3 separate regions of the Homo sapiens genome follow, and all the other regions are linked to region 2. Evidence: read pairs that join two places in POLR2A ChIA-PET (ENCODE). Cell type or tissue: Caco-2. All regions are shown on one strand. Links, peaks and the distances in the headings refer to the core of each region. The heading gives the core; the rest is flanking DNA.

Region 1 (10,083 bases), core at 1,174-9,173, 200 kb before region 2:
GATGTATGTTAAGGCCCTGAAAAACATAGATGTCACACGTAAGTGATAATAGTGGTATAAGTTGAAATGAGTGGGATAAATTCCCCTTTAAAAATAGAGTTTTAATCCACAGCAGTTGTAATTATTATACTTAAGAGTTAATTATTGGCCGGGCATGGTGACTCACGCCTGTAGTCCCAGCACTTTGGGAGGCCAAGGCGGACGGATCACCTGAGGTCAGGAGTTCAAGACGAGCCTGGTCAACATGGTGAAACCCTGTCTCTACTAAAAATGCAAAAATTAGCTGGGCGTGGTGGTGGGCGCCTATAATCCCATCTACTTGGGAGACTGAGGCAGGAGAATCACTTGAACCCGGGAGTCGGAGGTTGCAGTGAGCCGAGATCATGCCATTGCCCTCCAGCCTGGGCGACAAAAGCAGGACTCCATCTCAAATAACAATAATAATAATAATAATAATGATTTCACCTAAGAGAAAGAGAATACAGAGTAAAGGAGAAGTCCTTGTCTTCCAAATCTCTCTCTGGATGGGACTTTGAGAAAACTACCCTTTTTAAAAAATTTTTTTGAGACAGTCTCTCACTCTGTCTCCCAGGCTGGAGTGCAGTGGTGCAGTCTCGGCTCACTACAACCTCTGTCTCCTGGGTTCAAGCGATTCTCCTGACTCAGCCTCCCAAGTAGCTAGGATTACAGGTGCATGCCACCATGCCAGGCTAATTTTTGTAATTGTAGTAGAGACTGGGTTTTACCATGGCTGGTTTTGAACTCCTGACCTCAGGTGATCCACCAGCCTCGGCCTCCCAAAGTGCTGAAAATACAGGCATGAGCCACCGCCCCTGGCTTTTTCTTTTTCTTTTTCTTTTTTTTTTTGTAAATTAAGTAAACTGTGTCGTTGGAGGTGGGGGAGTGTTTGAGTTCCTAAGCTGCTGGGTATGTCCACTTTTGTCTTAGGCTAATGGTTTTTAAGTAGTGTCTTTAGAGAAGAGGGAGAGGCTCCTCAGGGCCACCTTATGTGCTGTCCTTGGAAAATGCTTTCCTTTCTGGTACACAGTCATGACCCTGCAAGAGAGTTGGCATAAGGTTAAGGCAGTGTGGTGTTCCCAGAGCACAGGCTTTGGAGCCAGATGGCCGTGTTTGTCATGGCTTTAAACCCTTTGGAGCTCTGGTTTCCTTATCTGTGAAAAAGGTTACTAAATGATGATTAGGCAGAAAAAAGTTATAATCATGATTCATACAAGTATGAAATGGAAATAAGTCCGATTTTCTGTAATTCCTTAATGAGGGAACTGGTAAAATATTTCAAGCAGTTCAACCCGGGAGGCAGAGGTTGCAGTGAGCCGAGATTGTGCCGTTGTGCTCCAGCCTGGGCAACAGAGACTCTGTCTCAAAAAAAAAAAAAGAAAAAAAAAGATATTCCAAACTTTAGTCTTTTTACCATTAGTTTTGTAATTCTCCCCACATTATTTACTTTTAAACTATTTTAAAAGTGTACATTTCAGTGGAATAAAGTTCATTCACGTTGTTGTACAGCTATCACCACTATCCATTTTCAGAATTTTTTCATCACCACAAACAGAAACCTGTACTCATTAAACACTACCTCCTCATTCCTCCCTTCTCTCAGCCTCTGGTCACCTCTATTCTACTTTCTGTTCCTATGAATTTGCTTATAACATTTGTTATTTTGTATCTGGCTTATTTTACTTAGCATATTGTTCTCAAGGTTCATCCATCTTGCAGCATTATCAGTATTTCATTCCTTACTAAGACTGCATAATATTTGTGTGTGTGTTCTGTTTATCCATTCATCTATTAGTGGACGTTTGGGTTGTTTCCATCTTTCGGCTGTTGTAAATAATGCTGCTCTAGGCCAGGTGCGGTGGCTCACGCCTGTAATCCCAGCACTTTGGGAGACCAAGGCGGGTGGATCAGTTGAGGTCAGGAGTTCGAGACCAGCCTGGCCAGTATGATGAAACCCTGTCTCTACTAAAAATACAAAAATTAAGCCGGGCGCGGTGGCTCACGCCTGTAATCCTAGCACTTTGGGAGGCCGAGGCGGGTGGATCACGAGGTCAGGAGATCAAGACCATCCCGGCTAACATGGTGAAACCCCATCTCTACTAAAAAAAAAAAATACAAAAAATTAGCCGGGTGTGGTGGCGGGCGCCTGTAGTCCCAGCTACTCGTGAGGCTGAGGCAGGAGAATGGCGTGAACCAGAGAGGCGGAGCTTGCATTGAGTGCGATCGCGCCACTGCACTCCAGCCTGGGCGACAGAGCGAGACTCTGCCTCAAAAAAAAAAAAAAAAAAATACAAAAATTAGCCTGCATGGTGCTGCGTGCCTGTAATCCCAGCTACTTGGGAGGCTGAGGCGGGAGAATTGCTTGAACCCGGGAGATAGACGTTGCAGTGAGCTGAGATCGTGCCATTGCACTCCAGCCTGGTCAACAGAGTGCAACTCCAGCTCAAAATAATAATAATAATAATAATAATAATAATAATAATAATAATAAGCCGGGCGTGGTGACTCACGCCTGTAAACCTACCACTTTGGGAGGCCGATGCGGGTGGATTGGCTGAGCTCAGGAGTTCCAGACCAGCCTGGGCAACATGGTGAAACTCTGTCTCTACTAAAATACAAAAAAATTAGCTGGGCGTGGCGGTATGCGCCTGTAGTCCCAGCTACTCGGGAGGCTGAGGCAGGAGAATCGCTTGAACCAGGGAGGCGGAGGTTGCAGTGATCTGAGATCACCCCGCTGCACTCCAGCCTGGGTGACAGAGCAAGACTCTGTCTCCAAACAAACAAACAAACAAAAAATAATAATGCTACTCTGAACATTGAGGTACAAGTACAGGTTGAGTGTCTCTGATCTGGTTGTGCTTGGAACCAGAAGTGTTTCAGATTTTGGATTTTTTTTTGGATTTTGGAATATTTGCATATACATAATGAGATATCTTGGGGATGGGACCCCAGCCTATACAAGAAATGCATTTATGTTTCATACGTCCCTGATACACATAGCCTGACGGTAGTTTTGTACAATATTTTATTCATTTTGTGCATGAAACACAGTTTTGACTGTGATCCAGCAGATGAGGTCAGATGTGAAGTTTTCTACTTGTGGTGTCATGTTAGCACTCAAAAAGTTTCGGATTTTGGATTAGGAATCCTTTTTTTTTCTTTTTAGCTGGGACTACAGGCTCATGCCACCACGCCTGTCTAATTTTTGTTTTGTTGTTTTGTTTGTTTGTTTTGTTTTTCGAGACGGAATCTTGCTCTGTCGCCTAGGCTGGAGTGCAGTGGCGTGATCTCCGCTCACTGCAAGCTCCGCCTCCCTGGTTCACGCCCCATTCTCCTGCCTCAGCTTCCCAAGTAGCTGGGACTACAGGCGCCCGCCACCACACCCGGCTAATTTTTTGTATTTTTTTTTTCAGTAGAGATGGGTTTTCACCGTGTTAGCCAGGATGGTCTTGATCTCCTGACCTTGTGATCTGCCCGCCTCGGCCTCCCAAAGTGCTGGAATTACAGGCGTGAGCCACCGTGCCCAGCCTAATTTTTGTATTTTTAATAGAGACGGGGTTTCATTATGTTGGCCAGGCTGGTGTCTAACCCCTGACTTCAAGTGATCCGCCCGCCTCGGCTTCCCAAAGTGTTGGAATTACAGATGTGAGCCACTGCGCCCGGCCTAATTTTTGTATTTTTAATAGAGACGGGGTTTTATCATGTTGGCCAGGCTGGTCTCTAACCCCGACCTCAAGTGATCCGCCCGCCTCAGCCTCCCAAGGTGCTGTGATTACAGGCCTGAGCCACCACGCCTGGCCCTGGATTAGGAATCTTCAATCTGTATTAGTATAGCTGTTTGAGTTCCTGCCTTCAATTCTTTTGGATGTATATCTTCATTACTTTTTTTTTTTTTTTTTGAGACACGGTCTTGCTCTGTCACCCAGGTGGAGTGCAGTGGTGTAATCCTGGCTCACTGCAGCCTCTGCCTCCCAGGCTCGAGCAATCCTACCTCAGCCTCCCAAGTGGCTGGGACTACAGGCATGCACCACCAGGCTAAGTTTTTAACATTTTTTGTAGAGATGCAGTCTCACTATGTTGCCCAGGTTGGTCTCAAATTCCTGGGTTGAAGTGATTCTCCTGCCTTCCAAAGTGCGGGATTACAGATGTGAGCCATCACATCTAGCCACATTACTACTCTTGTTTGGGTTTTTTGTGTTGTGAGTTGTGTTTTTTTGTTTTGTTTTGTTTTTTCTTGTTTATTTCTTTCATTCTTTTTAAAGATGAGACTTTGGGAGGCTGAGGCGGGCGGATCACCTGAGGTCAGGAGTTTGAGACCAGCCTGGCAAACGTGGTAAAACCCTGTCTATACTGAAAAATAAATACAAGCCTGGGCACGGTGACTCACACCTGTAATCCCAGCACTTTGGGAGGCCGAGGAGGGTATATCCCCTAGGTCAGGAGTTTGAGACCAGCCTGGACAACATGGTGAAACCCCATCTCTACTAATAATACAAAAATTAACCAGGCATGGTGGCGCACGCCTGTAATCCCAGCTACTCAGGAGGCTGAGGCAGAAGAATGGCTTGAACCAAGGAGGCAGGGGTTGTGGTGAGCTGAGATCGCGCCATTGCACTCCAGCCTGGGCGACAAGAGTGAAACTCTGTCTCAAAAAAAACAAAAACAAAAATTAGCCGGGTGTGGTGGTGTGTGCCTGTAATCCCAGCTACTTGGGAGCCTGAGGTGGGAGAATCTCTTGAACCCGGGACGGCAGAGGTTGCAGTGAGCCGAGATCATGCCACTGCCCTCCAGCCTGGGTGACAGAGCGAAACTCCGTCTCAAAAAATACAAACAAACAAACAAAAAAAGATGAGGTCTCACTATGTTGTGCAGACTGGTCTCCAACTTCTGGGCTCAAGTGATCCTCCTACCCAGTCTCCTGAGTAGCTGGGACTACAGGTTTGTGCTGCTCTGCCCACCTTGTTTATTTAAGAAACTTTTTTATTGGTGTTTCTTGCATTTTTTTTTCTTTTTTTAAGCCAGAGTCTCGCCCTGTTGCCCAGGCTGGAGTGCAGTGGTGCGATCTTGGCGTACTGCAACCTCTGCCTCCCAGGTTCAAGTGATTCTCGTGCCTCAGCCGTCCAAATAGTTGGGATTACAGGCATGCGCCACCACGCCCAGCTAATTTTTGTATTTTTAGTAGCGACGGGGTTCACCATGTTGGCCAGGCTGGTCTCAAACTCCTGGCCTCAAGTGATCCACCCAGCTCAGCTTCTCAAAGTGCTGGGATTATAGGAGTGAGCCACCATGCCTGGCTGATGTTTCTTGGATATTTTTAATGAAATAAACGTTATTAAGAAACACCTGTTCTAGTTCCAAATAAAGGATTTTCAGTATTTTTATTGGTTTAATACATTTCTTTAGTGATAATAACTTGATCATGTTAAATATTCGTATTAAATAACATGATATGAATTTCTTTGTTAGGTTTTCTCTTATGTTCTTTCGAAGGATTTAAATTTCTCAAGTAGGTCCTAGGTATTTTCTCTCTCTCAATGCTATTCTAAGGAGATCTATGTTGGGTATATGAAGCGTTGCTGTACTGTAGACGTTAATTTTGTCAGTAGGGGGCGCATTGTTACCAGTGTCTGAGCTTGCTCCTTTGATGGAATCCTTAGCTTCTGGAAGGAAAAGACCCTTGTAACTTTCCTACTGATTCTGGGCATAGGTTTACCCCTAAGCTGCTGAGACAGAAAGCCTCGGAATATTTTTCCAACCAGACCTTGTTTTGCTTACGTGTACCTCCCTCATGATTTAATTCCTCAGCAAGAAGACAGTTTCGTGGTGGGCACAGCCGAGGGAACAGTCTTCCATTTTCAGCTGGTCCCTGTGACATCTAACAGCAGTGAGAAGCAGTGGGTGCGGACAAAACCGTTCCAGCATCACACTCATGACGTGCGCACTGTGGCCCACAGCCCAACAGCGCTGATATCTGGAGGTGGGTTCCCCCTCTGGTGAGGCTGCTGCTTTACCCTGCCCAGTTCTGGCTGTTCTCGTGAGGATGACTTCTAATTCTGTACACCTTCTCCCCTGCTTTCCCAGGCACTGACACCCACTTAGTCTTTCGTCCTCTCATGGAGAAGGTGGAAGTAAAGAATTACGATGCCGCTCTCCGAAAAATCACCTTTCCCCACGTAAGTGTCCATTCCAAGCCCCTGCTAACCCCTCATCTCCCCATCCCTGTGTCCCCCTGTCCCACAAGCTCTGAACACAGCTCACGCTCGGCAAATTTGTAGGACTTTTTTTTTTTTTTTGAGACAGAGTTTGCTCTTGTTGCCCAGGCTGGAGTGCAATGGCGCGATCTCGGCTCACCACAACCTCCACCTCCCGGGTTCAAGCGATTCTCCTGCCTCAGCCTCCCGAGTAGCTGGGATTACAGGCATGCGCCACCGCGCTCAGCTAATTTTATATCTTTAGTAGAGACTGGGTTTTTCCATGTTGGTCAGGCTGATCTCGGAACTCCCAACCTCAGGTGATCTGCCCGCCTCAGCCTCCCAAAGTGCTGGTATTACAAGTGTGAGCCACCACGCTCAGCTTTGTGGTCCTTTTTTTTTCTTTTTTTTTTTTTTTGAGACTGAGTCTCTCTCTGTCGCCCAGGCTGGAGTGCAGTGGTGCGACTCCACTCACTGCAAGCTCCGCCTCCCAGGTTCATGCCATTCTCCTGCCTCAGCCTTCCGAGTGGCTGGGACTACAGGTGCCCACCACCACGCCCGGCTAATTTTTTTATTTTTAGTAGAGGTGGGGTTTCACTGTGTTAACCAGGATGGTCTTGATCTCCTGACTTCGTGATACGCCCGCCTCGGCCTCCCAAAGTGCTGGGCTTACAGGCGTGAGCCACTGTGCCCAGCCCCTGCCTTTTTTTTTTTTTTAACCATCTGGGACATGGAGATATTGTAGGACTTTCTGTAGCTACCTTCTTCATTCCTTCTGTTTTTGAGGCAAGCCACTGCAAAGACATTTATGGGGGCAGGAGATATGCAGCAGCACACCTAGTTCAGTTTCTGGGGAAATTTTTCCCTTTTCCAAATAGTTGTGGGTTATGGGAATTTTGTTAGTTTGTCTTTCAGGGTAGGCTCTATTCTGGGTGGGAGCGGGAAAACCCAGGCTTCCAGTGTTCTAGGTAAATGGTACCATCTTCCCAAGCTAGAAAACTTGCTCCCCACACCTGCTGCCCCATTCATTCAAGCAGTAAACCTCATTGAGTCTACTCATCAGTATCTTTATACATATGTTATAGATATAGATAGATAGATAGATAGATCAACAGCTCTATTGAGGCATACTTGATATATTAAAAATCATACATATTTAATGCATATGGTTTGATGAGGTTGAACATAGTCCTCATAATCTCTTGAATCGAGTCATTCATTTCTCTTTGTCTACGCTGGCATCATCCTAGTTTGGATCAGTGTCTTTTCTCATCTGGGTTCCTTTACAGTAGCTTCTTAATCATGTCCTTTTATTTGCATTTGTGTCATTCTAGCCTATTCTTCATTGATCTTATTTTATTTTATTTGTTTTTGTTTTTTTGAGACAAGGTCTTGCTCCGTCACCCAGGCTGCACTGCAGTGGTGTAATCTTGGCTCACTGTAACCTCTGCTTCTTGAGCTCAAGCAGTCCTCCCACATCAGCCTCCCGAGTTGCTGGAGCTGCAGGCATGCGCCACCAGGCTCAGCTAATTTCTGTTTTTCTTTTTTTTTTTTTTTTTTTTTTGAGACAGAGCTTTGCTCTTGTTGCCCAGGCTGGAGTGTAGTAGTGAAATCTCGGCTCACTGCAACCTCAGTCTCCTGGGTTCAAGCGATTCTCCTGCCTCAGCCTCCCTAGTAGCTGGGATTACAGGCACCCGCCACCACGCCTAGGTAATTTTTTTTGTATTTTTAGTAGAGACAGGGTTTCACCATGTTGGCCAGGCTGGTCTTGAACTCCTGACCTCAGGTGATCCACCTGCCTTGGCCTCCCAAAGTGCTGGGATTACAGGCATGAGCCACTGTGCCCGGCCTCGGCTAATTTTTTTATTTTTTATTTTTTTTAATAGAGGCAAGATCTCACTATCTTGCCCAGGCCAGTCTCAAACTCCTGGTCTCAAGCAATCCTCGCACCTCAGCCTCTCGATTGCTGGCATTACAGGCATGAGCCACTGCTCCAGGCCCATTGATCTGTTTTAAAGCACCTTTGTTCATCACTCCATGCTTCAAAGCCTCTGGTTATCCCTGTTGGCTTCAGCATAAAGACAGTTTCCTTAGTGTGTCTTATAGAACCTGTCTCCATCCAGGCCTGGCCCTTCAGCTTCTTTTTGCACCTCTCGTGCTTGTAGCACCCCCACCCAGGCTAGCCATTCTCAAGGTCTTTTTGTTCCCTCAAATACTCTTACCTTTGAGCTATGTCACATGCCATCACCCTCCTCAGAATGTTCTGCCCTGCCTCCTTCGCCTGACTGGTCTTTCCCAGTGAACCTCATCTGGGCTTCTGTATTTACCACCACACAGCTAGGTTAGATGTCCTGTCTCCTTATTTTTCAGTACATACTGTGTTTAGCCGTGTTAAAATTCTTGGCACACTGAAGTCTAATTGCTGATTTAATTCTGTGTCACCCCTTTAGAAGCATGTTGAGAGCAGTAGCTATGTTTTAATTCATCATCGTCTTCATAGATCTCAGGGCAGTGCCTGGCATATGGGAGTACTTAGGAAATATTTATCAAGGAAATGGATTTCAGCAGTAAAAAATGTGCTAAGGTGGTGCTACTGTATCTGGTACTAAGGCAGTAGATGACCCTGACTTATTTTTTTAACTTCTTGATTCTTGGATATAGCGATGTCTCATCTCCTGTTCTAAAAAGAGGCAGCTTCTCCTCTTCCAGTTTGCTCATCACTTAGAACTTTGGCGACTGGGATCCACAGTTGCAACAGGTAAGATGGGAGCACGTTTTTTTCAATAAGAAAACTGGAGAGAGAAGCCAGAAATCAGAATTGCGGTTGGAATTCTGCTTATAGAAAAACTGAAGTAGACTTTTGTGTCCATTTTAACTAATGGTTTTCCCACCCATTAGATAAAGCAAATAAGCTGTTTAGAGTATTAGAATCTTTAGCAGGATATTGGATCATCTCTTAAAAGTTTATGGCTCTAGGTGGTGCGCTGCAGGGTGTAGTCAAGGTAAGGGTTGAAGAATCGTAGTTTGCGCTAGCTTAACTGAGGTGAAAACAGGCTGTTGAAAAACAACAAGATTTAATGATGGGTAATGATAATCCTGTAGAAAAAGAAGATCACATGGATCTTATTGGAGTGACAGCCTAGTGGCCTTTTTGACTTATTAAGGAAATGTTTGAGTCCTCTCATTTGCAGTGGATTAAAATCGAGGCCACACAAACTCCACCTGTGTCCCTGGCTATGGACTAGAGCTTCAGGGAATTAGTGATGTATCAGAGGATAGAAGCAAAAGAAGTACTCACTGCTTTCTCTTCATATACCCCTCAAAAATTGTGAGCTTACTCAGTGAGCTTGTATTTTTCTGATTTCCCACTGATAGAGATTCCATTTTTCCAAGGAGTAACTTTTTAGAAGAAAAATGTACAAATACTCTTTCTTTCATAAGAAAAATCTCAGGGAAGTTTCTTGTTTCAGGCAAGAATGGGGATACTCTTCCACTCTCTAAAAATGCAGATCATTTACTGCACCTAAAGACAAAGGTAAGGAAGTTTGTTTAGGCTCTGAATTCTAGAGCCTGAATTCTAGGCTCATAATTCCCATTCTGAATTTTGAGGTTACTTAGTTTGCATCATAAATTGTATAAATTCTAAAACTATTTGAATGAAGGACTGTGTCACCAGGACTGGGTTTCCTGTGATTATAAGTAGGACGTTGAGGATTTATTAGATGGATGTATACAGGAAATAGGTTTCTCTTCTTTTGATATTATTATGAAAATAATGTGCTTTTATTTATTTATTTATTTATTTATTTATTTATTTATTTTTGAGACGGAGTTTCACTCTTGTTGCCCAAGCTGGAGTGCAATGGCACCACCT
Region 2 (10,083 bases), core at 1,540-9,539:
GTCAGGAATTTGAGACCAGCTTGGCCAACATGGTGAAACCCTGTCTCTACTAAAAATGCAAAAATTAGCCGGGCATGGTGAGAGGTGCCTGTAATCCCAGCTACTTGGGAGGAGGAGAATCACTTGAACCCTGGAGGCAGAGGTTGCAGTGAGCTGAGGTTGCGCCATTGCACTCCAGCCTGGACAACGAGCAAAACTCCGTCTCAAAAAATAATAAAAATAAGCCAGTCACAAAATCCCATGTACTGTGTGATTCCATTTAAATAAAGTGTATAGAGGCCAGCCACAGTGGCTCAAAGTGCTGATTAATCTCGGCACAGTAGCTCATAATGCTGAGTAATCTCAGCTCAGTGGCTCAAAGTGCTGAATCTGAGCACTTTGGCAAGCCGAGGTGGGAGGATTGCTTGAGCGCAGGAGGTTGAGGCTGCAGTGAGCTGTGATCAAGCCACTGCACACTGCAGCCTGGACAAGAGTGAGACCCTGTCTCAAAAATTAAGTATAGAATAGGTAAATCTATAGAGACAGTAGAACAGTGATAGGCAGGCCTGGGGTAATAGAATGGAGAATGACTAATGGGGAGTGGGATTTTGAGGGTGGGGTGGGTGATAAACTTCCAGAATTAGATGCTGATAGTTGCACAGCCTTGTGAATATACTAAAAAACCACTGACTTACACACTTTTAGATGGTGTACGGTGTATGAATTATATCTCAATTTAAAGAAAAACAGGCAATGGGCCAGATTTGGCCTGTCAGCCATACATAGTTTGCCAACCCTTGGTATAAAACGAAGATGGAATTTCAAGAGCTTCAAGTCGTAATTTATTTTGAGACGGTGTCTTGCTGTATCCCAGACTGGAGTGTAGTGGCGTGATCTCGGCTTACTGCAACCTCTGCCTCCCAGGGTTCAAGCGATTCTCCTGCCTCAGCCTTCCGAGTAGCTGGGATTACAGGTGCGCACCACCACGCCCAGCTAATTTTTGTATTTTTAGTAGAGACAGGGTTTCACCATGTTGGAAAGGCTGGTTTCGAACTCCTGACCTCAGGTGATCCACCCACCTCGGCCTCCCAAAGTGCTGGGATTACAGGCGTGAGCCACCGTGCCCAGCCAAGTCATAATTTATGAAGAAATTCACATCCCCTTGCCTGTTTGGTTTCTACCTAAATGAAGTCATCTTCCCTCTGAAGTTAAAAATCAGTTTCCACAGATGTTTCTCTTCCACAAAACACTTCCTTACCTCAATTGCATCCAGAGTATCATTCAGTTGTTTTCTTTCCTTCTGTTTGTGATCAGTCTCAGGCCCCTCATAGAAGACCCCAAAGTTGAGGTACACTTGCACAGAACCGAAGTGATTATGCTGATTACTTAGACAAAGCTGATAAAAACCTGTAGGAATTCTTAGATCATTACCAAGTCTTTGGTCTCCTCCCCTTTGTTAAGGATTCCCTGGAGGTATCTGTCCTCTAGTTTTGGAATTCTACTACAGGACCTTCTTTTTACTTAGAAAGTACAAAGATCCCGTTTTTGACATGGAAGACACGGACCTTATGTTAAACTTATACTAAATATTACTTATTATATTTGGCCAAATTTTAGTAACTCGTTCTTTCCATACTGGGTAGTGGCAAACAATGTTTTCTCTTTAACATATAATTCCCACATCTTGTATTAAGGAACTCCTGCTCAACAGATTGAGTTGAAGTTAAGAGCATGGTGTTTGCCTGGTCCTTGTATACAATTAAAGCTAGGGACACCATCTTGAACTTGAAATTAGGAAAGACAAAAAAAAAAAATAGATGCATAGTGCATGAAAGCAGCTCTCCTGGAGTGATTGCCTCCAAGGCGGTGTGTACAGTGACTCATGGTTTGGTTATATCTGTTGGGGCTGGGGTTGCCTCCCTTTGTGTGTGCGGGGGGGAGGGGGGCGCGGGGTGGGGAGCGGGTGGGAAGGAGCAAGGTGGAGAGGACCGGTAGAAGATGGGTGGGGTGGGATTAGAAAGGTGTGGCAGTGTTTGAAAGTCAAAATGATTGGAAGGCACTACTGGCATGTAGGGGCCAAAGATGTTCAAGATCTTTTTTTTTTTTAGACGAGTCTCGCTCTGTTGCCCAGACCGGAGTGCAATGGCGCGCTCTCGGCCCACTGCAGTCTCTGCCTCCAGGTTCAAGCAATTCTCTTGCCTCAGCCTCCCAGGTAGCTGGGATTACAGGCGCCTGCCACCACACCCAGCTAATTTTTGTATTTTTAGTAGAGACGGGGTTTCACCATATTGGTCAGGCTGGTCGCAAACTCCTGACCTCAGGTGATCCGCCCACCTTGGCCTCCCAAAGTGCTGAGATTACAGGTGTGAGCCACCACGCCCAGCCTGTTCAAGATCTTTTAACACTGATACACATGCTGTGCTTCATAGTGAAGGACTGTCTGATGCCCCTGTTGAGAAAATGTCTTTTTTAGTGCAGCTGGCTATTAAAGAGGGCAGTTAAGACACTGCTGCTCTCCAAAGTGGGACAGGCTTGACCTGGCTGGAGGAGTGCTTTGCTGTGGAGTGTGGATATCTCACATGGATATCATGCATTTTCTTTTGTTCTGAATCTGCTTTTAGTAACTGACTCAAATATTCTGATGACTGGAAAGACATGCTTCCCTGTAATCCATTTGTTAATTGGAATTCTGTATTATAAATGGGTCTCTGTTTTTTGGTCACTTTCCCAGAATCTGATTAACTGGAGATGATGAGATAAAATTGAGCGGCTGAACCCTAGACTTAGAATGCTCACCTGGAGTGTTGCCCCCAAATCGTCAGTAGACTGCCACTTGGCATCCTTGGAGGTCAGCAGCCTCCAGGAACACTGGTTTTTGGTGTTAAAGGCTGAATTTTTTTCCTACTGTTAAAACATCTCTGTATACTTCCTCATTATTTCTGTAATTTCATAGGACCCTATGATTATTATAATAGCCATGGTAATGAAAACAGACCTGTCTCTTGGGTAGAGAAGTTAATCTGGCCCCGAACACCCTGGGAGGTGTCTATGAGAAATCCCTGTGGGTTATGTGCCGTGGCAGCAACATGCCGGTCATGTGACATCCCCACTGTCCGCTGAACCTGCCAAGACACATTAAATAGGTAGCAGAACCCCTGCTACATCACGAGGAAGCCAGCTGAGTGGTAAGATTGACGTCCCACGGTCATCAGCACAGCGGTCTCTGTCTGGGGTGGGACTGCCCAACCCCCTGCTGGGGTTTGGAGTTGATTGGAGGATTCTGAGGTATCACAGTGATGGTGTTAAGGGGAGGCAGCACAGCATTGCTGAACGTCTGCAATGTAAGAAACAGTACAGCAGGACAAAGAACTGCCCAGAATGCCAACAGCACCCGTGTGAAGAAGACATGCCTTGCTCGGAACACACAGCTAGTGTGGATCCACTAAAATGTATGATTCTGGGCCGGGCGCGGTGGCTCACGCCTGTAATCCCAGCACTTTGGGAGGCCGAGGTGGGCAGATTACAAGGTCAGGAGTTCGAGACCAGCCTGGCTAACATGGTGAAACCCTGTCTCTACTTAAAAAATACAAAAATTAGCCTGGCATGGTGGCGTGCGCCTATAATCCCAGCTACTTTGGAGGCTGAGGCAGGAGAATTGCTTGAACCCGGGAGGCAGGGATTGCAGTGACTCGAGATCATGCCACTGCACTCCAGCCTGAGCGACAGAGCAACACTCTGTCAAAAAAAAAAAAAAAAAAGTACGATTCTGGCTGTAGAATTTTTTATTTTTTTTGAGACGGAGTCTTGCTCTGTCACCCAGGCTGGAGTGCAGTGATCTTGGCTCACTGCAACCTCCACCTCCCAGGTTCAAGCGATTCTCCTGCCTCAGCCACCCAAGTAGCTGGGATTACAGGCACATGCCACCAAGCCCGGCTAATTTTTGTATTTTTAGTAGAGATGCGTTTTCACCATATTGGCCAAGGTGGTCTCGAACTCCTGACCTCAGGTGATCCGCCTGCCTCAGCCTCCCAAAGTGCTGGGATGACAGATGTGAGCCACCGCACCCGGCCTGGCTGTAGAGTTCTTGAATGAACTTGCTTGGTGGTTGAGCTCCCCAATGATGTCCCAGATTTGGGCATTTGCTGCTTGGCAGTGCACACCTACAACAAGCACTCCATGGACACTTGCTCCCAAGCTAGATCTTGATTAGGCCAGGCCACAGTGAGCTTAGTAGTGGCTGCTGTTCTAATAGAAATTCAGAGGTAAGAAAAGTCTCTGATAAGTTTATTTAAAATAAATGTTGTTACAGTGGAGTAAGATCAACAAAGTCTATTACTATGTAAACAAAAATTAGAAAGTTAACCGATTTCTAAGATAAAGAACAAAGGAAATGAACAGCCTCTAACTTTCATACTGAGTTCACCATCCTTGGACAGCATGATATAAGACCATAGTATGGGTAAAAGTACTTGACCTTTGAATAAGTAACTTGAAAACACTTACCGTCCTAAAAAAAAAAAATAGGATTAACTGGCCGAATACAAAAAACTTGACCTAGTGAATCTCTGACTTGCCAGAATTGCTCCTAAAGGCAGCAGAACCTTTACTCCCCCACCCCATAAGCTGAAGCAGCCTTCTTTGAAATCTCTGGATCAGTCTCCAAAGCACCATTATCCAATTTTGTTTTAATATATTAAAAATGTATTCTCTCCCCTCTCATCCCCAAATCCGAGTACATGTAATGATTACCTCTTCAGGGAGAGGCACCCCGTCTGCCCCATGGCTTTGAGCATGGCCCCTGATGTAAGAAGCCAAACCATATGTTTTAGCTCCTGTTGGTGATTATTCACCCAGCTGGAGTTTCCCTCTAACTGCAGGTCCATTTCATTAACAGGTGGGGAATCACAGCATAATAAAGACAACCAGACCTTGTTTTGGCCTAAAACCTGACCCACTTTATGAGTAAAGGAGAAAAAAAAAAGCCCCCCAGTATGGCCAGTCACCCACATACCTCGTAACTGAAATAGAAGTATCCAGTCTGGTGGGCAAATTGCCAAAAGCATTCCGTGCCTCCTGGAGGTATCATGATGGCAAAGTCATATCGATCAGCTCCACGGAAGAGTGGCTGGTCCCCAGAGCCACTTAGAGGTTCTGTCTTCTGGCTCCTGGCAGACGTCACTAGATTCAGAACGACCAGCCCAGCCCCAAAGAGCAAAGGGGACATGCCGCTTTCTGGAGCCTCCTCTGCAGGTGAACTGCTCGCAGCCCAGGGAAATCAAGTCGTTCAGACAACCGCTGGGCTAATGATTAACTCCACAAGTCACATTACGGCCCATTTCAGGGCCACACATAGATATTCATCATAGAACTGCCATGATACTCCCATGTTTGGCTCGCAGGAGGAAATTTTGCTTTCACCTCAAAAACTCAGTGGCTTACCAAACCTACTTCATGGGTGCTACATAGAATCTACCACCTCAGAAGAGGTCTTTCCACCCTTCATTAGGGCTGTCATTTTTTAGTTCCTGCTTCTTGGGGATATAATAGTGGGTAAGTTTACAACTTCTGAATACACTGACAAAAAGTTGGCTGGGGGGATTGTTCTCTTACATCAAATTGCTCCTATAAACACATGGGGCAACACTTCTCTCTCCCCAATGCTGCAGCTCAGAGCAAATCACAGCATGTGTGTGCAAAGATGTAAATGGATGAATACAGTGCCAGAGGATGGTGCTTAGACCCCTCCACTGACAGTCCTCGTCCTGATGCCTTTCACCTAACGGTCACCTAAAGCTATCCAAACCCACTGAAAGACAATTATATTATCCAAAGCCTCAATCTTTTTTTTTTTTTTTTTTTTTTTTTCTGAGATGGAGCGTAGCTTTGTCACCCAGGCTGGAGTGCAGTGGCACGATCTCTGCTCGCTGCAACCTCCACCTCCCCGGTTCAAGCGATTCTCCTGCCTCAGCCTCCTGAGTAGCTGGAATTACAGGTGCCTGCCACCATGCCCGGCTAATTTTTGAATTTTTAGTAGAGACAGGGTTTTACTATGTTGGCCAGGCTGGTCTCGAACTCCTGACCTCAAGTAATCCACCCGCCTCGGCCTCCCAGAATGCTGGGATTACAGGCATGAGCCACCACGCCCAGCCTTGATCTTTCTTTTATTCAGGACTTCTTCAGCACCCATGGGGGAAAAAACTATCCAGAACCCACTTAAAGACAATTATATTATTCACATCCTTAATCTTTATTCTTTTATTCATGATTTCAACACCCACCTCCTTCATGGCAGGCACTGAGCTAAGATTTACCTGCATCTTATTTTATTCTCACAATAGCCCTGCAAGGGAGGTATTGTGAGCTCTGGCATTAGAGATGAGGACACAGACATTCAGAGATTCCAGTGGTGGCTCACGCTCCCACAAGCACACCTGGCAGAGCTGGGTCCCCGGTGGGGGCTCATGCTCTTAACCACCAGGCAGGACAGTGTTTCTCATTCTCAAGCTGTCAGTCTCTGAGTTCTGACACTGCCTAACCATTTTTCAGTCCTAATCTTTTTTTTTTTTTTTTTTTTTTGCTTCCTTGAGATGGTATCACTCTGTCTTCCAGGCTGGAGTGCAGTGGCACAAACATAGCTCACTGCAGCCTCACCCCCTTGGGCTCAAACGATCCTCCCACCTCAGCCTCCCAAGTAGCTGGACCCACAGGAGTGCACCACCACACCTGGCTGATTTTTGTATTGTTTGTAGAGATGAGGTTTTGCCATGTTGCCTAGGCTGGTCTCAAACTCCTGGGCTCAAGTGATCCCCATGCTTTGGCCTCCTGAAGTGCTAGGATTACAGGTGTGAGCCACCGTGCCTAGCCTTAGTCATAATCTTAAAAAACAAAAAACAAAACAGCATTAACACCTTCCAGCAATTATTTGCATTGACTCAAAGTGTCACAAGCTAAGTAGGCAGAAAACAGACTCTATACATGGGGTTCAGTTCTAGCAAAGGCCAAATGACAGCACAGCACTCTGGGAGCACAGTGGCTCTATGGCAGTCTTGCTCAAGTGACAGAAGAGTCTGGGAACTTCTATCAGCACACGTGGCACAGGCATCCCCCACCCGAGTCCCACCACCGTCGCAGTCCTAGCACTGGTCATGCCATAAGCAGTGACTTGGTTTCGGCGAAACAATCGTCAGTTCATAGTAAGTTTTATAGTTCTACAGAAGCTGTAAGCATAGTTTTATCTTTGCACACATTTCAATAACTATAATAAAAACAACACTGAATTATGTGAAAAAATATTAATGAACATAGGCATTCTCAAGTTTAAGAAACACTGATGCCGGGTGTGGTGGCTCACGCCTGTAATCCCAGCACTTTGGGAGGCTGAGGTGGGCGGATCACGAGGTCAGGAGATCGAGACCATCCTGGCTAACACGGTGAAACCCCATCTCTACGAAAAATACAAAAAATTAGCCAGGTGTGGTGGCGGGTGCCTGTAGTCCCAGCTACTCAGGAGGCTGAGGCAGGAGAATGGTGTGAACCCAGAGGCAGAGCTTGCAGTGAGCTGAGATAGCACCACTGCACTCCAGCCTGGGTGACAGAGTGAGACTCCATTTCATAAATAAATAAATAAATAAATAAATAAATAAATAAATAAATAAAAAGAAACACTGATTAGGATATTTTGTTTCCCTAAATGCATCAGTTTCACTCCTCTACCTGGAGAGCACCATTGACTCACATGAGAGTTAAGGGGAGAAAAGCTTCTGGATTCTAATCCGGTTCAGAGGGAGACCAAACCAGCTGCAGGCAGAAGGCGGCTAGCCTGAAAGGAGCTCAAGTTCTCAACTTCTCCCTGTGGTTTCAGTTGGGGTTGGTTGATAGAAGAACAATAGGTACTAAACCCCAAAATGCAGTTAATAGGTAATAAAGCTGTATGAAGTTTCCAACTTGTAACTAATGGATGAATTTTTTTTTTTTTTGAGATGGAGTCTCACTCTATCACCCAGGCTGGAGTGCAGTGGTGCGATCTCGGTTTATTGCAACCGCCACCTCCCCGGTTCAAGCGATTCTCCTGCCTCAGCCTTCCGAGTAGCTGGGACTACAGGCGCCTGCCACCATGCCTGGCTAATTTTGTATTTTTCAAAATTTTTAATTTTAAACTTTTTTTTTTTTTTTTTGAGAAGGAGTTTTGCTCTTTTTGCCCAGGCTGGAGTGCAATGGCACCATCTCCGCTCATCACAACCTCCGCCTCCCAAGTTCAAGCAATTCTCCTGCCTCAGCCTCCCGAGAGGTCGGGATTACAGGCGCCTGCCACCATGGCTGGCTAAGTTTTTGTATTTTTAGTAGAGATGGGGTTTCACCATGTTGGCCAGGCTGGTCTTGAACTCCTGACCTCAGGTGATCCTACCCTTCTTGGCCTCGCAAAGTGCTGGGATTACAGGGGTGAGCCATGGCTCCCAGCCAGTTTTGTTTTGTTTTGAGATAGAGTCTCGCTTTGTTGCCCAGGCTGGAGTGCAGTGGCATGATCTTGGCTCGTTGCAACCTCCATCTCCCGAGTTCAAGCGATTCTTGTGCCTCAGCCTCCTGAATAGCTGGGATTACAGGCACCCGCCACCACGCCCAGCTAATTTTTGTATTTTTAGTACATAGGGTTTTACTATGTTGGCCGCGCTGGTCTCGAACTCCTGACCTCAAGTGATCCTCCTGCCTCGGCCTCCCAGAGTGCTGGGATTACAGGCATTAGCCACCATGCCTGGCCTAATGGATGAATTTTAAAACTTTAGCATTTCTTTAAGCCTTGCCTTTCACTCACTCAGAAGTGAGAAAGGGGGAATTCTTTTGTCCCCAGAAATGATATATGAGGAAACTGAAAGGTTAAGAGGAAACTTCCATATCATCTGTTTGACATAGCTTCCAAGGATTAAAACATTCAATAAAGTCTGACATCAGCTTCTTGATCAAAATAGTTCAGCAAAGTTTAACATTTTGCTACCTCCCTCTGTGGATACATGCTGTGCTGCAATTAAACAGCTACTTACAGTTGAGAGAAGCAAGACTTTAATGAAGAATGCTACAAGTATGGACAATAATTAGTTCTCACCTTTTAAAAAAAGATTACAGAAAACACTTTACTGAAATTTTTTGCTAAAAAGACAGTCTTTAAGGGTGTCCGGGAGAGACAGCAAGCACAACACAGTACAAAAGGAGAAGGGAATGTTGAATTCCAGTGCAAGACACGAACACAGCACAATTAGGGAATCAGGAGGAAGCAACCATTTCACAAAGAATGAAATTAGGCATTTATATTCAATCGGATTTTTTTTAAGCTTTAAAAGTCCAGCATAAGGAAGGGAATTGGGAAAAGAGGCAGGGGACAGGGGGCAGGGGATCAGGGAACTAATCTTATCTACAATCACCATTTTACCAAAAAACACACTGGTTCAACCACATGAGAAGTGGAGGATTAACCTGCCTACATAGCCCAGCAGATGTTGACAGCAAATGCCAAGGCAGACAGGTCTAGGGTTGATGTCACGACTGGCTAAAGAGTTTTTAAAGGGAATCTTATTCCACAAGGACTGGTCTGTCATCAACCTGGGTTCATAACAGACTAAGTTCCTTTGCATTTGCATCAGAAGGCCAGAACTTGACGTGGAACAAATTTACTCCAAATAATACTCACATTGCTGGTTTTAACAGGTCATGGAGTCACAAGTGGCTCCTAATAGACTTCACCATTTCCTAGGAGAAGGTTCTACAGATTACCAGGGATTTAAATTTAAGCAAACCACTAAAGAAGGGAAACGCTAATGATATTCTGGCACTGCACAAGCTGTGTGCCTGTCATCTCTGCCAAGGACATGGGTGGACTTGGCTCTGCTTCTTAGCTCCATGATCTCCAACAGTGATGAAGTGGAAATGGGACCTCCCCCACGTCGAAGGAGGTTGCCCAAAATTCTCATCCCAGCCCAGCTTCTGAAAGAAACAGCAGATGCCAGGCGCGGTGGCTCATGCCTGTAATCCCAGCACTTTGGGAGGCCGAGTTGGGTGGATCACGAGGTCAGGAGATCGAGACCATCCTGGCTAACACGGTGAAACCCCGTCTCT
Region 3 (10,083 bases), core at 1,178-9,177, 150 kb before region 2:
TCTGGGATTTTGATTAAAATTATATTAAATCCATAAATTAATTTGGAGAGAACTGATGTCTTTGTAATATCTCTTTCCCAGTCATTCCAGCCAAAAATACTGGGCCTTACTCATCCATGTTCCAATCATGTGGCTGAGGGGTACCAGATGTTCTATTTGGCCAGGCCTATATCAGGTCACCTCAGACCTGTACCCAGGGAATGGGGCAATTTTCCTAGAACCACATGGACTGAAAGTGGGGGTTTCTCAAAGGAGAATTAAGGTGATGTTAACAGAAGAAGGGGGAATGGATGCTAGGCAGGCATAAATAGCAGACATTCATTACATTGCTCTAAAACCATCAGAAGATAATATAGATTAAAGGAGAAACCACCATATTAAGAGATTTAGAAACATTATAGACAGCTGTAAAACAAAAGTCAGAATAATAAATTTGCTTAGGTACAGGTGAGCTTGTTGGAGCTTTTAAAAAATGCTTGACATGTCAAGTGAATAATAAATTATTTTCAGTATTTTATTGGTATTTTGAACATCACATTTCTATGAATTTCAAGCAAGTTTGTAACTGCATTGAGATCATATTTTTATAGGTAGAACAACAAAAGTATATAGAGCTCAACAAAAGTATATAGAGCTCAGGGGCAGCTTTTGAAGTCAGAGACGGAGAAAAATCTTTGTTTATCAAAATAGACGTATATGATTTATTTTTAATTTTTAAAAAGTATCTATTTGTTGTTATTATTTTTTTTTAGAGACAGGGTTTCACTCTGTTGCCCAGGTTGGAGTACAATGGCATGATCATTGCTTACTGCAGCCCTGAACTCTTGGGCTCAGGTGATCCTCTTGCCTTAACCTCTGGAGTAGTTGGGATTACAGGCATGAACTAATTACTGTTCCTGGTTTGCATTTTTTTTTTTTTTTAGTAAGAATTATTTTGGTTGCAGAAACCCAAAACCAACTAATTTAAGCAGAAGTGGAATGTATTGCCTTATGTAACTCCTGAGACCGGGGGTGGATCTAGGTTTAGGTTCAGTGGGATCCAAAGGCTCAAATTATCTTGGCTGCAACATCTCCTGCTGTGGAGGGTCTAATTCTGTATAGTCAGCTAAGATGGTGCCTGCAGCTCTAGGAACATATTGCCTTAACTTAATAACTAACCCCTGTAAGAAAAACTGGAGGGTTCTTTTACCACTCACATTATCAGTTTGGAGATAGGAAGGACTCCAATAGTTCTGCTTTGCCAGTTCCTCGGACCTATCACTATTACCAAAATGATGGAGACTGCAATCTAGACCTGTGTCACGTGCCCATCCCTTGTGTATTGAGGTTGGCAGCCTCACCAGACTATAAAATCTGGAGTGGGGTGGTTGCTAGGTTAACTTATGTACACTATAACAGGCTATAGGGCTTAAAATAATTTTGGCCGGGCATGTTGGCTCACACCTGTAATCCCAGCACTTTGGGAGGTCCAGGTGGAATCACTTCAGCCTAGTAGTTCAAGACCAGCCTGCACAACATGGCGAGACCCTGTCTCTACAAAACATGTAAAAAATTAGCCAGGTGAGGTGGCGAGTGCCTGTGGTCCCAGCTACTTGGGAGGCTGAGGTGGGAGGATCACTTGAGCTCGGGAGATTGAGGCTGCAGTGAGCCATGTTTGAGCCACTATACTCCAGCTTGGGCAATGGAGCAAGACCCTGTCTCAAAAAGAGAAAAAACAAAAGTGGCTAAGTTGTACATTTTTAAAAACAAAAGGAATCAAAATAGATAATAATGACACTTATGGAGAGCTTACTCTGCTAAGCTCTTTATGATCACAACTTTGTTTTTCTTTTCTTTTTCTTTTTTTTTTTTTTTTGAGATGGGGTTTGGCCCTGTCACCCAGGCTGGAGTGTAGTGGTGTGATCTCGGCTCACTGCAACCTCTGCCTCCTGGGTTCAAGCGATTCTCCTGCCTCAGCCTCCTGAGTAGCTGGGATTACAGACACGCGCTACCATGCCCGGCTAATTTTTGTATTTTTAGTAGAGATGGAGTTTCACCATATTGGTCAGGCTGGTCTCGAACTCCTGACCTTGTGATCTGCCCACCTTGGCCTCCCAAAGTCCTGGGATTACAGGCGTGAGCCACCGCACCTGGCCACAACTTATTCTTTTAACAGCCCTGTGAGTCAGGTGGCATCATCCCCATATAAAATATAAATAAATTGAGTCCTGGAAGATTAAACAGTCAGTGCAAGGTTATAGAATTTGTAGGTGATAGAGGCAAGATTAGTTACTCAGATTTATCAAACTACACAGCCTTTGATATTAACCATTATAATAGACTGCCTCTCTGGTGGATCAGTTTGGGTTAAGAAGCTAGCAAGTCTAAAGACAGGATTTATTGTTATGATTGGCTTAATTTTCAGGAAAATTGTGCTTTGGATTCTGTGTTGTTGCATCTATCTGGAGGTTATCCAGTTAATGTCTCTCAGTCTTTTCCTCATTTTTTTTTTTCATGCTGGACCTAAAGCTGTATGTAATTAATCAACTCATATTGAATAACTACACTCTGTTAGACACTCTGAGAGAAATAGAATATGTAAGCCCCAAAGATTTTACTTTTAAGAAGTACCCAAAATGGGTTTGTAAATACTAATAAACTGCACATAAGTGAATCCAAAGTATTTCATACATTATAAGTGGTAGACAAATGCTGAGAGAACTTGGAATAAGTGAGCAAGTAGTAGGAATGTATTTTGGGTCAAGTGAGAGAAGGGTGGGACATGGAATAGGTGTGGGTGGTGGGAAGGATGGAGGGCATGTTTAGAGGGGAAAGGCATGTCTAGAGAGCAAAGACTGGAACAAGCAGTGATGTTCAAACTTCAGCAAACAGATTTGATGAAATAGCCCATTTTCAAGGCTCTGTACCCCTTTTTAAAAATAGTTTAAATATTTTATTAGTAATATAACTGACTTCTGAAATATCTTGTAATAATTGTATTCATTATCTGCAAACTGTTTTGTAATGTAAAAATTAATTTTTCTTTTGTAATTATTCTAGCCAAACTTTTTTGTTACTGCTTTTACTTTTGATATATTACTATGTTATTTTACTTTTGGAAAACACCAGTTTTAACAAAGTAGCATTCTCCAAAGTATATTCATCTTTACAAGTAAATCTTTGCCCAAATGAAACAAAATCTGTTTTACTGAACACTAAATGTCTTTGATTTGCCTCATTTTGCTGTAATTGTTGGCCAGTAAAAGTATTTACATTGTTAGCTCTGTTTTCATTGCAGTAAGGGATGGCAACATTTTAGAAAACCACTAGTAGTGTAGATAATTTTTTTGAGTACTATGGATTCTGTATTGTCTCTTCAAAGATTATTAATTACATTCTAGGATAAAAATACATATTTTTTACAATGAACACAAAGTAATTGAAAAAATTAAACTGGCTCTGGGCAAATACAAATTCTGCTAAAAACAGCAATGAAAGACTAAAGTGAATTCTGGAAACCATTCTTCACCAGAGATGTTTTGATATTGATCTCTGTTGTCCTTTACAATGTAACAGAGTTGATTTTTTTTTTTTTTTTTTTTGGGGGGTAGGGGAACAGAGCCTCGCTCTGTCGCCTAGGCTGGAGTGCAGTGGCAATCTCAGCTCACTGCAACCTCCACCTCGCGGGTTCAAGCGATTCTCCTGCCTCAGCCTCCTGAGTAGCTGGGACTACAGTCCTACACCACCACGCCCAGCTAGTTTTTTGTACTTTTGGTAAGACAGGGTTTCGCCATGTCGCCCAGGCTGGTCTTGAACTCTTGAGCTCAGGCAATCCACCAGCCTCGGCCTCCCAAAGTGCTGGGATTACAGATGTGAGTCCTCATGCCTGGCCTATTTTTCACATGTGTATTTTTGACAAGAGAAATGTCTTCATTGCACGTTCTGCCTCTGCTTCTCTTTAAGGAGTTTGTGTGTGGTTGGTAGGAAGATGTAGTCCATTCTTATTCCTCTACCACTTACATGTTTCCTCCCATTATTCTCTTTATTTCTCATATCCTCTCCTACTTCTTCTGTGCTTGGGTCTGAAAAGAAATCTTTGAGATTGTTAAGACATCTCCAAACATCTGGATGTAGTTACAAAAATTACCTGATTTTTCTTGGGAAAAAATACAGCAAAACATTTCGGATGGCTGTTAACTTTGTGTGACCTTGGCAAAAAATAATTTCAGCATTATAAGCAGTATGTTTCTTACCTATTAAAAATAAGATCCCTTCCAGCTCATATTTTACAATTCTAAATATGAAATAGAGAATGAAGAGTTAATATGAACTGACTGTACGCAAATGCATGGATTGTCAGAGATTTAGAATATAATAATGTTTTTTTTTTTTTTTTTTTGAGACAGTTTCACTCTTGTTGCTCGGGCTGGAGTGCAATGGCACGATCTCGGCTCACTGCAACCTCTGCCTCCCAGGCTCAAGTGATTCTCCTGCCTCAGCCTCCCGAGTAGCTGGGATTACAGGCGCACGCCACCATGTCCAGCTAATTTTGTATTTTTAGTAGAGATGGGTTTCTCCGTGTTGGTTAGGTAGGTCTTGAACTCCTGACTTCAGGTGATTCACCCGCCTTAGCCTGCCAAAGTGCTGGGATTACAGGCGTGAGCCACCACGCCTGGCCTATAATAATGATTTTTAACACTAAAAATATTTTAGCTATAATTGAATCTTAGTTTGATGATTCAGATGGAACCTCAAGATTTACAATACCTTATTGTGAGCTTCATTTGTTGTGCTAAAGATGTGAAGTGCCAGATAAAATATTTTATGTTGTAGATTTGCAGATAAATCGGCTTTTGCTCTTCCACCTTTCATTTTAACTAGCAGCTAATCGCCTTCAAATCTACACAGGCAGCATTAATTAAAGCGATGTTGGCCTGGCGCAGTGGCTCACGCCTGTAGTCCCAGCTAGTTGGGAGGTTGAGGTGGGAGGATCACTTGAGCCTGGGAGGTGGACGCTTTGGTGAGCCATGATTGCACCACTGCACTCCAGGTCTGGACAACAGAGTGAAACACTGCCTCAAAAAAAAAAAAAAAAGGCGATCTTTTTCTCTTAAGCGCAGATGAATCACTTAGCAAAGAGAGAAATATTGAGCAATCTAGATTGCAGTTAATTTTGTCACTGATTATTGTGTACCTTGAGGTGTCTTCATTTGTTCTTTAGTGAATGGGCAAGACTCTCATAATGAAGATTTGCAATCTTAATGAAAATTGAAAAAAAAGGCCAAAGTTTAAGACTTAGATGCCAAATAATTCCTTCCACTTTTTAGTGTGAAAAATCAGGAGAAAGGGGGACTTTTAAAAAATGTTTTATTTTAGATCCATGCTATTACTGGGAAGACAGAGACTTTTTTTTTTTGAGACAGAATCTCCCTCTGTCGCCCAGGCTGGAGTGCAGTGGCACGATCTCAGCTCACCGCAACCTCCATCTCCCGGGTTCAAGCGATTCTCCTGCCGCAGCCTCTTGAGTAGCTAGGACTACAGATGCGTGCCACCACACCCAGCTAATTTTTTGTATTTTTAGTAGAGATGGGGTTTCACCGTGTTAGCCAGGATGGTCTCAATCTCCTGACCTCGTGATCCGCCTGCCTCGGCCTCCCAAAGGAGGGGGACATTTTTAACATAAATATACTTATTTGTGTTGGCCATTGTTGTCAAGCACATTTGCTTACAGTGAGTTTAGGAATTTAGATATTAGGCGTATTTTGACAAAATGGGGAATCAATTTCTTTTACAGAAATGTAATACCTATTTCTTAGCATCAGCACGCTAGTATGAAATTATTTTTCTGTCAGGCATTCTACTCCTCCAGACTGTACCATCCTTCCACTAGAAGGGTGGAATACACATCAGATTACAGGTATGAATGCTTTTGGAATATGCTTTATTTTTCAGGCCCATGGGTTGAAATACAAGAAAAACAACACATTCGTGATACATCAAATTTAGGATATAACTGCTAGAGCAGGAGGAAGATAAATGGCGTCAAGGAGAGGTTCATGGGGGTTTTTTGTTAGTGAAACTGAGAATGTTAACAGTGATAAAATTGAGTACATGAGTTTTCATTATATTGTACTATGTTTTGTTTCGTTTATTTATTTTATTTTTGTTTTGTTTTTAAATAGAGATGGGGGTCTTGCTACAATGTCCAGGCTGGTCTTGAACTCCTAAGCTCAAGTCATCCTCCAGCCTTGGCTTCCCAAATTTCTGGGATTACAGGTGTGAGCCACCGAGTCTGGCCCTGTGATCCATCTTGAAGTAATGTTTGTATATTGACTCTATTTTTGTTTGCTTTTACTTTACCCTCACCTGACTGATAAAGTTGAGAGATCCTCATTATTTTCTTCTTGTGGGGTAATGGCAGAAGACTGCTCTGTAACTTTTACCAAACACTTTACCGAGTTGCTGCAGCCAATTCGTTTATATGTCACTGAAAACTCAGACAAATCGAGTCATTTCTCTGCTTTTTAAAATAATTACTCCTCATCACACTTTCAGGGCCTCCAGGGGCCTGGTTTGAAAGCAGAACATTCAGGAAAGCCATAGGAAAACAGCATCCTGGCTTAAAAGTTACCACCTGAAATAATAAATATTACATGTGAACAGATGCTTATTTAATGGATTTTGATGGCTTCTTTACCTTTTATTTAAGCACCTTGTATATTGCTAGCATTGAAATAGTATTAATGTCACTGAACTAGAAGGACTCCTCATTAACACCAATAAATGGGAGAGAATGCACTAAGCCAAAAAGTTGCCATCTTATAACTTGTAAAACTCTCTTAAATGTAGATCTGTATTTAAAGCAGCAGGCCAACTTATTTATGTGATGTTGATGTGGTGCTGAATAGGAAAAAACATAGCAAAATGGAAAGGATTAGGGAGGCGGGGACATAAAATCCTTTAATACTGCTTAGTAAGGTATTTTATCCATTTGAAGAAATCTAAAATTCTTTATGAAAGAGATGTGTGTTTAAAATTGAGGGTGGGTAACGTTGCTAAATCATTGGGTGTTAGCCAGGTTTGGATACAGTGTACAGCTGAAAGGAATGTTAATTTTGTTAGATTATTGTCAACAATACTTCTCAGAAAACAAAACAAAAAGCCCAGAGCAAACCAAAAAACCAAAAATGTTTGAGAAATTATTCTCAGATTGTCAGAAAAAAGAGTTTGAATAGTTATTTTAGATTTCGTATTTGGAGGGTAATAATTTTGAGTTTGGTTAAAACATGAGAATTCAATAGTATTATTATTATTTTTTTTGAGTGCCTCTAAAATTGTTAATTGTCCTCTTCTTCTGTGCTTCATACCTGGATGGAAAATTGCTTCAGGATATCAGTCTGCATGTCTGGAGAAACGAATGCTGCTTAGTTTAGGAGCAGACCAGTGAAGCAACACAAGCTGATAGGGCCCTGACTCATTCTCCTTGTTTACACCTGATGTTTAGCTCATCTGCACCTATAATTTCAGCCATTACCTGAGTGTCTGTGATGTTTAGCTGTACCTTTTTGTCCCCAGCCTTTCAGTTATCCCTTCACATTTAACCGTGACTGAGGCAAACTTCTTTGCAGTCACTTACTGTTTAATGAAGGGGCTAGAGTTTCTGGCCCTGTCTCCTCTGTTCTCTGACTTGGAGGCTTTCTCATTGTTCATGTGCTTCCTAACTTTCATCTTAAGGCTTATAAAGAAAACAAGGAGTAACTCCTCACATGTCCCTAGTTAGTAGGCATTACTTTGAACAAACATACATTCTTAGTTTATAATGGAAAATAGTATGGTAGTTACTATTCATACTAAATGTAGGCTGTGAACTTTATGAACTGTTAGAATTTTTTTTTTTCTTTTTTGAGATAGGGTTTCACTCTGTTACCCAGGCTGGAATGCAGTGGCATGATCATATCTTACTGCAGCCTCCATCTCCCAGGCTCAGGTGATCCTCCCACCTCAGCCTCCTGAGTAGCTGGGATTACAGACACACACTACCACATTCAGTAATTTTTTTTTTATTTTTTATTTTTTTGAGACGACGTCTCGCTCTGTCTCCCAGGCTGGAGTGCAGTGGCATGATCTTGGTTCACTGCAACCTCTGCCTCCCGGGTTCAAGCAATTCTCGTGCTTCAGCCTCCCAGGTAGCTGAGACTACAGGCATGTGCCACCACGCCTGGCTAATTTTTGTATTTTTAGTAGAGATGGGGTTTCGCCATGTTGGCCAGGCTGGTCTCGACCTCCTGGCCTCAAGTGATCTGCCCGCCTCAGCCTCCCAAAGTATTGGGATTATAGGCGTGACCCAGCACGCCTGGCCACATCTGATAAATTTTGTATTTTTTGTAGATACAGGGTTTTGCCATGTTTCCCAGGCTCATCTTGAACTCCTGGCCTTAACTGATCCTCCTACCTTAGCCTCCCAAAGTTCTAGGATTAAAGGTGTGAGCCACTGTGCACAGCCTGTTTTCTTTTTTTTTGAGACAGAGTCTCGCTCTTGTTGCCCAGGCTAGAGCTCAGGGGCGCGATCTCAGCTCACTGCAACCTCCATCTCCCGGATTCAAGCAATTCTCCTGCCTCAGCCTCCTAGTAGCTGGGATTACAGGCGCCCACCACCACGCCTGGCTAATTTTTGTACTTTTAGTAGAAATGGGGTTTTGCCGTGTTGGCTAGGCTGGTCTCGAACTCCTGACCTCAGGTGATCTGCCCACCTCAGCCTCCCAAAGTGCTGGGATTACAGGCGTGAGCCACTGCGCCCAGCGTTTTTGTTATTGTTGTTTTGTTTTGTTTATTTTAAGAGACAGGGTCTCACTCTGTCTCCTGGGCTGGAGTGCACTGGCATGATTATAGCTCACTGTAACTAGTTTTGACCTCCTGACCTTAAGCAATCCTCCTGCCTTAGCCTCTCGAGTAGCTGGAATTAGTGGTACATGTCACCATGCCTGGCTAATTTTTTAATTGTTTTGCAGAGACAGGATATTGCTCTGTTGCCCAGGCTTGCCTTGAATTTCTGGCCTCAAGTGATCCTCCTACCTAAGCCTCCCAAAGTGCTGGGATTACAGACTGAGCCACTGTGTGTGGTTCTGGAATTTTTACAGATAGTATTAACCTTTGGATTTTTGCCTTTCTTTTCCATTTAAAACAGTTTCCATAAACCCTCCCTTTCCCTTTTTTATTGCAGTGGGAATCCATTGCTTGTTTATTAATAATAATAATAATTCTTATTTTTGAGGCGGAGTTTCACTCTTCTTGCCCAGGCTGGAGTGCAATGGCACGATCTCAGCTCACTGCAACCTCCGCCTCCCAGGTTCAAGCGTTCTCCTGCCTCAGCCTCCCAATTATTATTATTATTTCTGAGATGGAGTATTGCTCTGTCGCCCAGGCTGGAGCGTAGTGGCGCGATCCCGGCTTACTGCAACCTCCACCTCCCAGGTTCAAGCAATTCTCCTGCCTCAGCCTCCCAAGGAGCTGGAATTACAGGCACCCGCCACCACGCCTGGCTAATTTTTGTATTTTTAGTGGAGCCGGAGTTTCACCATGTTGGCCAGGCTGGTCTCGAACTTCTGACCTCAAGCGATCCACCAGCCTCAGTTTCCCAAATGCTGGGATTACAGGCGTGAGCTACTGTGCCTGGCCAGAATCTATTATTTATTGAGAACTTCCTCTTAATATTGTCTGATCAGCTAAAGACTGGTGAGTACTCTTCTTCACTTGTAGTATGAGGAAGCAGAAGTGAACAGCACTGCTGCTCAGCTGCAGTTGCTTCCATAGGCTTGCTAGAAGCACCAGAAGTCTCCCACTGGGCACCAGAATCTTTGGGTTGTGTGCCATCAGGTCTTATTCCATATATGGAATATTATTGCTCCTCAAAAGAAAAACATGTTGAGACAGTAGTTATTAAGAAGTCAGGCTTTGCCACAATCCCTTTTAAATACAGTACCTCAGGCCTTTCCCAACATGAATTTTAAATTCTTTCAGAATCACAAATTTTTCACAAGGACAGATGATTCATTAATTTTGCTTTGTGGAAAGAAAAGATCTCAAGTTAATTTCCACAACCTAAAT

What was found. ChIA-PET counts read pairs that join two places held together with the same protein. Peaks named below come from ENCODE experiments on the same cell type or tissue, not always from the same donor. Only the 100,000 strongest peaks of a DNase experiment are listed, where the experiment ranks them.
Region 1: POLR2A ChIA-PET joins it to region 2 with 5 read pairs; 2 of 35 experiments call an interaction of 5 or more read pairs at or near these places.
Region 3: POLR2A ChIA-PET joins it to region 2 with 5 read pairs; 6 of 35 experiments call an interaction of 5 or more read pairs at or near these places.

The regions. Positions count from the first base shown.
Region 1 is chr16:69,144,714-69,154,796 of GRCh38, forward strand. It overlaps UTP4 (UTP4 small subunit processome component), which reads left to right. Exons shown (of 17, transcript NM_032830.3): 7 at 5,824-5,995; 8 at 6,100-6,191; 9 at 8,871-8,967; 10 at 9,680-9,744. Among named protein-coding and RNA genes, the nearest start is that of UTP4, 17 kb to the left of the region's middle. In Caco-2, for the core only: a CTCF peak has its summit at 5,616 (motif pointing right); a DNase peak (open chromatin) is centred at 5,628.
Region 2 is chr16:69,346,551-69,356,633 of GRCh38, forward strand. TMED6 (transmembrane p24 trafficking protein 6) reads right to left here and starts at 5,236. Exons shown (of 4, transcript NM_144676.4): 1 at 4,991-5,236; 2 at 2,975-3,101; 3 at 1,238-1,386. The coding sequence starts at 5,203. It overlaps TERF2 (telomeric repeat binding factor 2), which reads right to left. Exons shown (of 10, transcript NM_005652.5): 10 at 9,017-10,083. In Caco-2, for the core only: no CTCF peak of the experiment used is centred there; a DNase peak (open chromatin) is centred at 5,241; H3K4me3 peaks cover 236 bases.
Region 3 is chr16:69,194,538-69,204,620 of GRCh38, forward strand. The region is part of intron 1 of SNTB2 (syntrophin beta 2); the gene reads left to right. Among named protein-coding and RNA genes, the nearest start is that of SNTB2, 12 kb to the left of the region's middle. In Caco-2, for the core only: no CTCF peak of the experiment used is centred there; a DNase peak (open chromatin) is centred at 4,979.